Regions from separate parts of the Homo sapiens genome. Here regions 2, 3 and 4 are each linked to region 1. Evidence: chromatin contacts called from ENCODE Hi-C or POLR2A ChIA-PET data. All regions are on one chromosome and are shown on one strand. Each heading gives the region's core, a stretch centred on a gene start or an enhancer-like site at or near the end of the contact. The rest is flanking DNA. Distances are from core to core; before and after follow the strand shown. Region 1 holds the start of MRPS34 (mitochondrial ribosomal protein S34). Region 2 holds the start of RAB40C (RAB40C, member RAS oncogene family). Region 3 holds the start of ZSCAN10 (zinc finger and SCAN domain containing 10). Region 4 holds the start of JMJD8 (jumonji domain containing 8).

Region 1 (2,700 bases), core at 82-2,581:
CCCCGCGCCCCCCCGGCCAGGGCCACGACCACAGCGTCAGCCCTTCTCTCCCCGGTCCTAAAGACAGAGCGCAAAGACACCACGACCCTGGGTACTTCTTTTCTCTTTATTCCCTTTCATAGCTTCTGCCGGGATCCAGGCAGAGAGAGCACTAATGGGGGAAAGGGAGCGAGCGCTTCCCGCTTTCCCCAGCGTGGGCCCTCGGAGTTGGGTGTGGGGGCAGCAGGGCCAGAGGAAAGGCACAGGTGGCGATTTGCCCCAGCCCTCCCCCCTAAGATGCAGACCCTCAGAACACGTCGCGGAAGGTGAGCTCCCTGCTCCGAGAGGCAGACTCGGGTGTAACGCAAAGACGGTTTCTTTCATCAATAAGGTCCCCACTGCCTCACAGCCCCTAAGGCCACCCGCTGGTTCTGGCATTCTAGACGGGGGTGCCCTTGGCCCTTCCTTTGTCTTCCTGTTTTGCAGGGTAATCCCAGGGTTCCATGCGTATCCTCTGCACATTCAGCATGGGCTCCTCGGTGCTTGTGTCTCCATTTTTCTGTCGTTCTGCGATAATCATGGCCCGGAGGAGAGGCGGGTACGGCACGGAGGCCAGGCTGTCTTCCGGCGCCGGCGTGAACGCGGTGAAGGCCTCCTCCTCGTGCTTGGGCACCAGCCGCCAGTCATGGTACATGACGTGTTCGATCTCCCGCGCCTCGCTCTCAGTCTTCCCTGATGAAGAAAAAGAGGCGTCTGCACACACTTGCTGTGCCGTCGGCGGTCGGCATCGAACTGCCGGGCACCCGCTCTCCCGAGCCTTACCTTTGAAGGTCAGGATGCCCCAGGCCTTCCCGTGGTCCAAGTTCTGCAAAGCCAGAAGGAAGCGGGGTCAGCTCGCAAAGCTCTCGGCCCCCGAGGTCAGGAGGTGGGAGCCTCAGCCACGCAAACCTGCAGGGAGGAGGGGAGGCGGGGAGACCAGGCGGCTGCAGGGGCGGGGTGCGGACGGGGTGCACGCACCTGCGCCGTGTAGTCGGGCCGCACCCGCGTGAGGCGCCAGTAGCACGGCTCGTCGTGCTGCCACAGCCAGGACTTGCGCGTGACCAGGCGGCCCAGGCCGAAGAGCGGGAGGCGGCCGAGCAGCTGCAAGAGGCGGCTCTCGCGGCGCACGTCGGCCCAGGCCCGGACCGGCAGCCGGCGTCCAGAGAACGGCCGCGTCAAGGTCTCGTAGTCCACCGCGTAGAGCTGGGAGTCGCGCGGCCTGTTCAGTTGCTCCCGCAGGGCGCGCACGCGGCGGGCCAGCTCCGCGATCAGCCGCGGACGCACCTTCTTCCGCGCCATGGCGGGTCCGCGTCCTCAGCGGTCCGGCCGGAAGTCACCGGAAGAGGCCGGTGTCCCAGGCTAAAGTGTTCGGTCGCGGCCGGAAGCGAGGAAGAGGTCGGTCCGGCCATGGCGCGGGTTGGACCCGGGAGGGCGGGGGTCTCTTGCCAGGGCCGGGGCCGGGGACGGGGCGGGAGCGGTCAGCGGCGACCTCCAACCTGGGAGATCTCAGACTCCGACGCTGAGGACTCCGCCGGCTCGGAGGCCGCCGCGAGAGCCCGGGACCCAGCGGGTGAGCGCAGGGCGGCTGCCGAGGCGTTGCGGCTGCTGCGGCCGGAGCAGGTCCTGAAGCGCCTCGCGGTGTGCGTGGACACAGGTGCGGCGGAGGGCACGGGCGATACTCGGGGTAGGAAAGGCCTTTCTCCGCCAGGCGGCGCCCTCTGTCCGACTGGGCGGGGCGCGCGTGCCGAGGGGCCTGGGGCCGGGCCCGCCTCCCAGTCGGGGGTTTGTGCCGAATGGAGACTCCCCGGTCCGGCCACCCGCCCAGGTAGGGCGCTCGCGAGGGTGGAAGGAAGCAGTGACCGCGCTCCTCTCCCCCGGTCCCAGCCATCCTGGAAGACGCCGGTGCCGACGTCCTGATGGAGGCCCTGGAGGCCCTGGGCTGCGAGTGCCGCATCGAGCCCCAGCGCCCGGCCCGCAGCCTGCGGTGGACCCGAGCGAGTCCCGACCCCTGCCCCCGCAGCGTGAGTGGTCGCGGGTTCCCGAGGGCCAGCCGCGAGTTGGCTGTTTTGCTTCCATGATTTCAGCCCTGGAGCTGTCCCTGAGGCAGCTGCCCTGGGCCGTGCGCGTCTCGCGGATGGGTAAAGCAAGGATGGAGAACGGGAAGTGGAGGTGCCCAAGCCGTTCTGCTGGTATAGAGCCGAGCTGGCTGGAGAAGGTTCCGTCTCGATTCAGGCTGTGGTCTGGATTCCTGCCAGCCACAGAGACCTGGCCTGAGCTTGGCCTTGGCAGGAAAGGGAACACTGGGCTTCTGTAGAGCAGGCCTGTCAGGGCCTGGGCTTGGCTGGGGCCACGAACCGCTTTGCTGCTGGACTGCCCAGGCAGGGCCCCTGGGGCACCCGGGGTTGAGACAGGCAGCAGCGCGTCCCCATGTCCCCACAGCTGCCTCCTGAAGTGTGGGCTGCAGGTGAACAGGAATTGCTGCTGCTGCTGGAGCCCGAGGAGTTTCTGCAGGGCGTCGCCACACTGACCCAGGTGCTCGGGTGGTGGCAGTAGTCCCTCTCTAATCAGGAGGGGTGGGTTCCCAGCCGGGAGGCGCCTGCTCCGCCGGTCCCTGCCCCTGTAGACGGGGCTGGAGGGGGCATGGGGCAGGCCAGGACTCCTCTCTGATCCAAAGCCGTAGAG
Region 2 (2,732 bases), core at 187-2,686, 1.2 Mb before region 1:
GGCGTCCCTCTGTGTAAGCAGCACCTGCTCCCGGAGGCACAGCCCTGGTCGGGGCCCCTCTGGAGGAGGGTTCTTGCCGGGCTCTGCTCCTCGCCGGCGGGGCAGACGTGACGGGCTCCGCACCCGGTCTGGAGAGGGCTGCGCTGGGTCGGCGCTGACGTTACTGCTTTTACTTACGACTGTAACAGCGCTACTGAACGCAGAGCACGTATCACAAAGCTCACCCGTTCCGAGTGAGTAACTTCACCGAGAGAGGCAGGACCATCCCCACGACGGTAGGACCTTCTCGTCACCCCAGAAAGAACCACGTGCCCACTCAACCCCCGACCCCACGCCGGGGCCCGCGGACGCAGCCGCCTCGCTCGCCCACGCACCTGCGGCAGCCGGGCCCGGCAGGGACGAGGGCTCGGCGGCGCCCCCGGGAAGAGCGCGGTCCGGGCCCTGGGTCCCCGTCCAGGAGGCGCCGCTGCCGCAGTGAGCACGTCGGGCCGGGTCTTGAGCTCGCGCCGGCCGCGCTCCCCGCGTCCCGAGCTGTGGCGGCCGCGTCCCCGGGCGGAAGGCTCACGCTCGGTGACGCCGCGCTGTCCCAGAACCTCAGCGACTTTGCAGACTCACTGGTGACCCAACGGTGCGCCCCGCCGCCGCCGGGCGGAAGTCCCGCCCCTGCCCCGGAGAGGAAGTTCCGCCTCATCGAGCGCCGATTGGCCGCACCGCCTTAGAGAGGACGCGCCCGGGGCCACCCCGCCGCTCCCTCCGAGGGTTCTGCGGAAGCAGGCGGCACAGCCTGCGAGGGGCTTTCGTTTCCCGGACTCAGCCGCATCGCCTCGGCTCGGGCGCGCCTGCATCCTGCCGCCCGTCCGCGCGTTGAAGGGGCGGATACAAACAACGTGGACTTCCGAGCCCCTGATTGGCGAGCGTGTAGGAAAGGGGCGGGGTTAGCAGAGCCGTGATGGACATGCAAGCGACCCAATGGCGCCGGCGACGGGGCGGGCGAGGACAACGGCGTTGTGGGCCGGGGGCGGGGCGGCCGGCGGCTCTGGGATTTCTCTGGGAGGCAGCCGCAGGGAAGGGAATGATCTTGGTGAACTTATAATCGAACCAATGGTTCCGGGAAAGCAGGAGGCGAGTGGCCAATGGCGACGGCGATGAGGCAGGCGTCCGCTGTCTCCGCAACGCCGTGTGGGAAAGGCGGGGGAGGGGCGGTCATGACAGACGTGCAGACAGGCCAATGGCTGAGGGAAGGAGGGCGGCGGGCGACCTCTGGTGACTACGGGAAGGCAGGGCGGGGTGGTGAAGAGGCGGTGCGACCGGAGGTCTGGCGGCGCCGTGTGGAACGCCGTGAGGGCGGGGAAGTCGTGACGGACGGGCGGGTGGGCCAATGGGCTCGGGAGGGCGGGCGAAGGGTGGCCAATGGCGGCGGCGCGGCCGGGGGTGGGGCGGCGCGGCGGCCCTGGTGGTGCGGGAAGCGGCGGGGCGGCGGCGAGGCTGAGGTGCGCCCGGGCGCGGGCGGGGCGGGGCCGGCGCTGGGCTTCGGGCGCGCCCACTCGGCCGCCGTGGGGCGGACGCAACGGGCGCAGGTGCGGGGCGCGGGCTCTCTCACGCCGCGGCCTCACCCGGCGGTGCTTCGGCAGGCGGCCGGCGCGGGGCGCAGGCGGCGCGGCCATGGGCTCGCAGGGCAGTCCGGTGAAGAGCTACGACTACCTGCTCAAGTTCCTGCTGGTGGGCGACAGCGACGTGGGCAAGGGCGAGATCCTGGAGAGCCTGCAGGACGGCGCGGCAGAGTCCCCGTACGCCTACAGTAACGGTAAGGCCCGGCCCGCGGCGCGCGCTGCTACGCGGGGCCCGAGCCCGGCGAGCTGGGCACGGAGCTCGCCCTCGGCCCGGCCCTTCCAAGCGCCGCCGAACGTTCCCAGGAACGCCTTTGCCTGGCTTCCAGACTCGGTAGCTCGGTGGCTGCGGGGTGCCCGTGCTCCAGTCCCGAGGTGACGCCGGGGGGCAGGAGGACGGACCAGAGGGACGCGCCCAGCGGGGACGGTGCCATGGACCCGGGGTCTGGGGGACGGTGTCACGGGTCCGGGATCTCAGGGGAAGGTGTCATGGGTCCGGGATCTGGAGCCCAGGGGAAGGTGTCATGGGTCCTAGAGAAGGTGTCATGGGCCTGGGGAAGGTGTCATGGGTCTAGGATCATCTGGGGTCCGAGGGAAGGTGTCATGGGCTCGGGGGAAGGTGTCGTGGGCCGGAGGGAAGGTGTCATGGGTGCAGGATCTGGGGTCTGGGAGAAGGTGTCATAGGTCCGAGGGAAGGTGTCATGGGTCCAGGATCTGGGGTCCGGGGAAAGATGTCATGGTCCCGGTAGAAGGCGTCATGGGCCAAAAGGAAGGTGTCATGGGTCTAGGATCATCTGGGGTCCGAGGAAAGGTGTCATAGATCTGGGGGAAGGCATCATGGTCCTAAGGGAAGCTGTCATGGGTCTGGGATCATCTGGGGTCCGAGGGAAGGTGTCATAGATCTGGGGAAAGGTGTCATGGGTCTGGGATCTCAGGGGAAGGTGTCATGGGCCTAAGGGAAGGTGTCATGGTCTGGGATCTCAGGGGAAGGTGTCATGGGTCTAGGATCATCTGGGGTCTGAGGGAAGGTGTCATAGATCTGGGGGAAGGCATCATGGTCCTAAGGGAAGGTGTCATGGGTCTGGGATCATCTGGGGTCCGAGGGAAGGTGTTATAGATCTGGGG
Region 3 (2,700 bases), core at 106-2,605, 1.3 Mb after region 1:
TGGCCAAGGCAGAAGGATTGCTTGAACCTGGGGGGTCAAAGCTGCAGTGAGCCATGTTCGCGCCACTGCACACCAGCCTGGATAAAAGGCGAAGACCCTGTCTCAAAAAAAAAAAAAAAAAAAAGAAAGAAAGAAAGAAAAGAAAAGAAAAGAAAAAAAAAGAGTGGGGGAGGGGGAAGAAAATGGGATTACGTTTCACTGGTTTTTAGTAGCATGCACAAAATAACAAGAAAACTAATCACTGCTCATCCATTGCCGTGCAGGAGCAGCGGGCAGGTACTGAGTGTCTGGCGATTAAGCTCATTTCATCCCAGTCCAGCCCACGCACGAAACAATCACTTCTCCCTTTGCCAAGTGCAAAGACCAAGCTTTGCACTTGGTGACATGCTCAGGGTCACACCAGGTGGAGCCAAGGTTTGCTTTAGGCTGAGAGTGTAGGTCTAGAACACAGTGCCAAAGCTCTGAAACAGAAAAGGAACTGATCTCCATCCTGCTCTGTGCCATTTTCCTAGCCTTAGCCGAAATATCACAGCATGAAACAGAAAAAAAATGAAGATTCCAAATTTCAGCTCTCAGGGCAAGCCACACAGGGAGGCCGGAATCTCCAGGTGAGATCTCTCCAAAAGGTTTCAAAGAGGTGGAATTCGAGACAAGTTGGCTTCAGAGAATCTCTCCCTCCCCCCAGATCTCCAGGACAAAAGCTCTGTTAATATGCACCTCTGTTGGGGGTGGGCTGGGTAGGGAGGCAGGCAGAGGCTCTACAGCCACCATCCAACATTTGAGCAGCTTAATTTGGAGCCCGGGGTGGAGGTGCTGCCACGAGACCCACCCAGGTCACCTGAGAGCCCAGAGTTGGGGAAGGCGGCAAAGGTGGGGTCCTCAGCCGGGAACACTCCCTTTCTCCCTGGACACAGTTGGCAGCTGCCTGATTTGTTGTTTGTTGGAGGGGCCTCCCTCCGCGTGCTGGGCTGAGTGGACAAGGCCCATCAGTCCACCTGGGAGCACGTGAAGCCAGCCTTCTTCAATGTCACAGGAAGTTCTGCGATCTCCCTCGTCCCCAACGCCCCCATCGCGACAGGTCCACCAAGCTGGCTGGCACGAGGCTCCCCAGCAGACCCTCTACATCCTCCCAAGACTCTTCCAGCCCCCACCCCAGCACCAAGGCCTGGAGCCTCCCCTGCTCTCTCCAAGCTGCTGCGAGCTCCTAGCACCCGTCCTGGCAGCCTGCACCCCGACCTCCCTCCAACTCACCACTCGGAGTCCCCACTACACAGGCAGAGATGCTGGGGGGTTTTCTGAGGACTCCAGGGCCAAAGCCAGCCTCCGCCAGCCTGGGGAAGGGCTCTGGGAAAATGGAACAGGAAGTTCCTTGCCCCAGTCCCATCCCATCCAGGTGATGAGGGGCTTCCTAGAGTTAACCCTTAAGCTCCCAGTTTGGGAGCGGGATGGGAAGAGGGCGGGGCCAGTGACATGAAGACAAAGTGAGAAATCCAGATTTCAATCCCAGCCTGTGTGAGAGTGTAACCACCTCCCAAATCAAGACTGGCCTGGTGCCCCTTGCAGGTCTGCCCGTCTTTCCTTTGGGCTAAGAGCTGCCATTTTTAAATGCCCACAGTGTGCTGGCTTCTTTGCTAGGCTTTTCATTCACGTGACTACTCTTTGCAATGGCCTCCTGTGTGCCAGGCACTGTTACAAAGCAGGGGCTAAGGACACAGAGAGAAACTGAAGGAATGAGGCCCTGCTCTCAGGGGCTTACATTCTAGGGCAAAGGAGCAGCGACGGTGCTAGGAAAAAATGGAAGAGGAGGATGTGATGGGGCAGAGTTTGCTCCATCTACACGGTCACCTAAAGTCCTCCCAAGTCCTGCCAGGTGGCTTTTGTCCCAACTTTACCGATGACGAAGCAAGGGCTCCCCGGGAGGGAAGTGACCTAACCAACAGCGTTTGGCCCCAAACTAATTCCATCCCTGTGCTTAAGGTGCCTTCTTGGGTTGTGCCCTTGGCTGCAGCTGGTGCCTTCCTGAGCGTTCTGAGCCCCCGGGGAGCCAGGACCACCTCTCAGGTGTTGGCCGTTCCCCCGGCCTAGACCCCTCGGTCCGTTGGGGCCAGGACCCTCCTGACTGGCTCATCTGACGGGTCTTTGTTTTCCTGCACTTAACACCTGAGCTCATCCTGTTCCTACTTCAGTTGTCTAGTGCTCCCTTCGTACGACGGTCTTTCTCCTTGGTCTGCTCTGCATTCCCCGCGTCCCGCGCCTCGCTCTCCCAGTCGCGGGCTCCTCCCACTCCATAGTTTGTTCAGGGGCGGGGCCAGAAAACCCCGCCCCCAGGGAAGTGGGCCTGAAGGCCAAGGGGCGGGGCGGGGTTCTGTAGGGACGGAGGGGGCGTGTCCGGGGCGGGGCGGGGTGCTGTAGCGCCGGAGCGGGTGTGGCCTTGGCGGGACCAGGCAGCCATTACAGTCTCGGAAGCGAGAGGCGTGGGGCCTGTCTCATCATGCCCGGTTCATTTTTTTTTTTTTTTTTTTTTTTGTAGAGATGGGGTTTCATCATTTTGGCCAGGCTAGTCTTGAACTCCTGAACTCAGGTGATCCACCTGCCTTGGCCTCCCAAAGTGCTGGGATTACAGGCATGAGCCACCGCACTCAGCCTCTTTAATCACCTGAGGTCAGGAGTTCAAGACTAGCCTGGACAACATGGTGAAAC
Region 4 (2,652 bases), core at 153-2,652, 1.1 Mb before region 1:
CCTCTCCTGCCAGCCACTGACCTCACCAGCCCGGATGGTACACTCCAGGGGCCGTGCAGACGGTGGCAGGGCTGGGTATGTGTCCCGGAGCCAGGCCAGCGTGGTCTTGTTGGGGTGGAACTCTGGCGTCTTCTCAGGTGGGTAAAGGAACCAGCGCTGGGGGCATGAGCAGCAGTGTCACCCTTGCCCGTTTTGGTCAGCGAGTCCCAAGCCTCAACCCCCACCCCGTGCTGACCTTACGACCGTAGATCACTTCTGAGTACCCGGGTCCATGCCAGTGGAAGGGCACCCCCGAGCCAGCTCCTGTGGGGTTATGAGCACCTGGTGACCAACCCATTTTGTACTCACCGACAGAAGCCTCAGTCCTTCCCAGTCCCAAGAAGCACCCACCTGCGATTCCAAAGCTGTAAGCTGGAGCGGTTCCCAGCAGGCCAAATGGGGGTGGGGAGTAGTGCCGAAAGAGAGAGGCCCACTCGGTGAAGTTGTTGTCCCCGAAGAAGTACAGGGTGTCTGCCAACAGAGACGGCGGGGACAGGGATCCTGGCACCTGGAGACTCCAAGCGTCCCCACCCCCTACCGCCGCCTAGGGCTGCCTCACCATTGCCCAGGGAGGTGGGGTCCTGGGGGTGCAGCAGCTGCTCCACATACTCCTGGAAGGGCAAGTCCACTGCAGGAAAGAGACGGGTCAGGACCGTCTGGTCCAGCCGCCCCGGTGTTGGCAAATGGGCGGGCCCCAGGGGTGAGGCCGCGTACCTTTGTGGTAGGAGTAGGTGTTGGCGGTGCTCAGCCGGACCACTCTGTCCCCAAACGAAGCCAGCAACCTGTCGCGGGAGCACAGGGCCCGGAACCTCTGCGGGGGCGGGGAGGGGACTTAGTGGCCGGGCCCAGCACGGGCGAGAGTGGCCGGGGACGGACGGGCACGCGCTCACCGAGTTGTCCGTGAGTCCCTGCAGGATGACGGGCCTGACGAAGGCGTACCTGGAAAGAAGGGCAGAGTCGCGGCCAGGCCGGACCGCCAGCCTCGCCGCCCCAGCCCCACGCGTGCGCGCGAGGTCAGGGGAAGGCGGCCTTGGGCGGTCGGGGCAGACGGGCCGGTGAACAGGACGCGACCTCCGCGATCAGGGGCGCACGTACTGCTGCACGAACTCCGCGTAGGTGAGGTCGGCCCGACGCTCCACCGTGCAGCGCTCCTCCTCCGCCACGGCCCCCGGCCCGCCCGGGCGCCTGCGGGCACAGCTGGGTCAGCCCGCGCCCCGCCCGCCGCACGTGACCCCACCGCCCGGCCCCTCCCGGGCCGCTCACCACCCGCCGTCGCCCTCCGCCCCGGAGCCGGGTAGAGCCACAGCCGCCAGCGCCCAGAGCGCGAGCAACCGCGACGCCGGCGCCATGAGCCTGCCGCCCTCAGGCAGCCGCGCTGCACGCCGGGAACCTTGGGCCCATCCGCCAGCCATTGGCCGGCAGCTTCGTCGTCGTGGCAACGGCCGGGAACCGGGACGGACCCCGGAAGTGACCTCCTTTGGCCCGCCCCGGAAGAGGCCTCTACGGGAGGCACTGGGAAGGCCGCCCCGAGAGCGACTATGGGCGCCGCCGGTTACCATGGCGACAACCCCGCCGAAAGCCCCCGCCCGCCAGCTGCCCCGCGGGCCTACGGCGAGCCCGCCGCGCTATGGGGTGACACGCAGTGCCGACAGCGGCTCTACTTCCTTTATTGAGGTCTCAAGTTCCAGCCTCCGCCCGTCTCGGGCACAAGACCAGGCGGGGTTCTGCACGCGGCCGCCCGGGCAAGCCCAGCAGATGCCCCGTCAGGAGTACTCGCAGAGGTGGCCGCAGCCTGCGGGACAGTGGGAGCTGCCTTCCAGCCACTTCATGATGTGCTGCAGGTGGCCGCCGTGGCTGCAGCCCTGGCACCACACGAAGAGACCCTTGACTACGTGGTGGCAGACGGCACACATGCTGGCGCAGCGGTGGCACCTGGGGGCGGGCGGGAGGGAGGGTGCCTCAGCGGGGGCTGCTGCGCTGCCTGCAGGCCCCTGCCCCACCTCCCGACCCCACTGCCCCACCTGTCGCAGACCCAGCCCCGGCTGCTCATGGGCCGCTTGCAGTGGCTGCAGTTGACGTGCAGGGTGGTGGAGGCCTGGTTGAGGCAGCTGACGGCGCGGCTGGTGCTCAGCTTGACCACCTCGTTGGACACGTTCCAGAGGCGGAAGCGCTGCAGCAGGTCGATGTAGGAAGTGTACCAGTGCTCCTGGGGGAGGGAGCGCCCGGCAGTCAGGATCTGGGTGCCAGGGGCGGCGCTGCAGGGGGGAGGCCCCGCCCACCACACACCTGGGTCTGCTCGTCGATGTCCTTGCGCACCCGTTCACCCAGGACGATGAGCACAGACACAGCCATCTGCACGTCGCCCTGCTCAGCGTAGAAGTGCAGCATGTCGCGCACCAGCACGCCGAAGAAGTCGGGCGGCAGGCGGCTGTCGTAGAGCGCGTGTGAGACAGACAGGAGCGAGAAGGAGGAGTCCACGGGGGCCAGGGAGGCCACATCCGCCTCGCTGCCGCTCACGTGCGGGGAGTCGGCCTTGTCCTGCAGGTGCTCGGGCCCGGGAGGCGTGTCCACGATCTCGTGGCGCAGCGGAAAGGCCTCCTGCGGCAGCACGCA

What was found. A loop is a pair of places that touch in the nucleus more often than their neighbours do. ChIA-PET counts read pairs that join two places held with the same protein, here RNA polymerase II (POLR2A). Pooled maps may share reads with other maps.
Region 2: a pooled map shows a loop between it and region 1 (8-fold over the local background). The contact joins the promoter of RAB40C here to the promoter of MRPS34 in region 1. A Hi-C loop is called at or near these places in 1 of 168 maps with a recorded cell type or tissue (naive thymus-derived CD4-positive, alpha-beta T cell), 2 of 37 single-sample maps with no recorded cell type and 12 of 50 pooled maps. POLR2A ChIA-PET finds 5 or more read pairs at or near these places in 3 of 52 experiments (AG04450, MCF 10A and naive thymus-derived CD8-positive, alpha-beta T cell).
Region 3: a loop to region 1 is called in a pooled map, with 4 times the contacts of the local background. The contact joins the promoter of ZSCAN10 here to the promoter of MRPS34 in region 1. A Hi-C loop is called at or near these places in 1 of 50 pooled maps.
Region 4: a map of Panc1 shows a loop between it and region 1 (12-fold over the local background). The contact joins the promoter of JMJD8 here to the promoter of MRPS34 in region 1. A Hi-C loop is called at or near these places in 2 of 168 maps with a recorded cell type or tissue (Panc1 and sigmoid colon), 2 of 37 single-sample maps with no recorded cell type and 19 of 50 pooled maps. POLR2A ChIA-PET finds 5 or more read pairs at or near these places in 1 of 52 experiments (CD4-positive, alpha-beta T cell).

Annotation. Positions count from the first base shown.
Region 1 is chr16:1,771,803-1,774,502 of GRCh38, forward strand. It overlaps MRPS34 (mitochondrial ribosomal protein S34), which reads right to left and starts at 1,332. Exons shown (of 3, transcript NM_023936.2): 1 at 997-1,332; 2 at 802-844; 3 at 93-711. The coding sequence starts at 1,317. The coding sequence ends at 419. It overlaps EME2 (essential meiotic structure-specific endonuclease subunit 2), which reads left to right and starts at 1,008. Exons shown (of 8, transcript NM_001257370.2): 1 at 1,008-1,672; 2 at 1,903-2,039; 3 at 2,458-2,550. The coding sequence starts at 1,426. RefSeq lists silencers at 947-1,086, 1,447-1,546, 1,577-1,886, 1,897-2,006, 2,017-2,076 and 1 more and enhancers at 377-466, 1,257-1,396, 2,254-2,700.
Region 2 is chr16:588,630-591,361 of GRCh38, forward strand. It overlaps RAB40C (RAB40C, member RAS oncogene family), which reads left to right and starts at 1,437. Exons shown (of 6, transcript NM_021168.5): 1 at 1,437-1,804. The coding sequence starts at 1,663. RefSeq lists an enhancer at 80-953 and silencers at 298-607, 928-987, 998-1,047, 1,118-1,237, 1,328-1,647.
Region 3 is chr16:3,097,939-3,100,638 of GRCh38, forward strand. ZSCAN10 (zinc finger and SCAN domain containing 10) reads right to left here and starts at 1,356. Exons shown (of 6, transcript NM_032805.3): 1 at 1,252-1,356. RefSeq lists an enhancer at 2,109-2,158 and a silencer at 2,319-2,378.
Region 4 is chr16:682,932-685,583 of GRCh38, forward strand. JMJD8 (jumonji domain containing 8) reads right to left here and starts at 1,403. Exons shown (of 9, transcript NM_001005920.4): 1 at 1,303-1,403; 2 at 1,135-1,224; 3 at 930-978; 4 at 754-850; 5 at 599-667; 6 at 391-510; 7 at 236-303; 8 at 22-156. The coding sequence starts at 1,388. It overlaps WDR24 (WD repeat domain 24), which reads right to left. Exons shown (of 9, transcript NM_032259.4): 7 at 2,326-2,652; 8 at 2,061-2,245; 9 at 1,691-1,971. The coding sequence ends at 1,803. RefSeq lists a silencer at 1,073-1,382 and an enhancer at 1,783-1,832.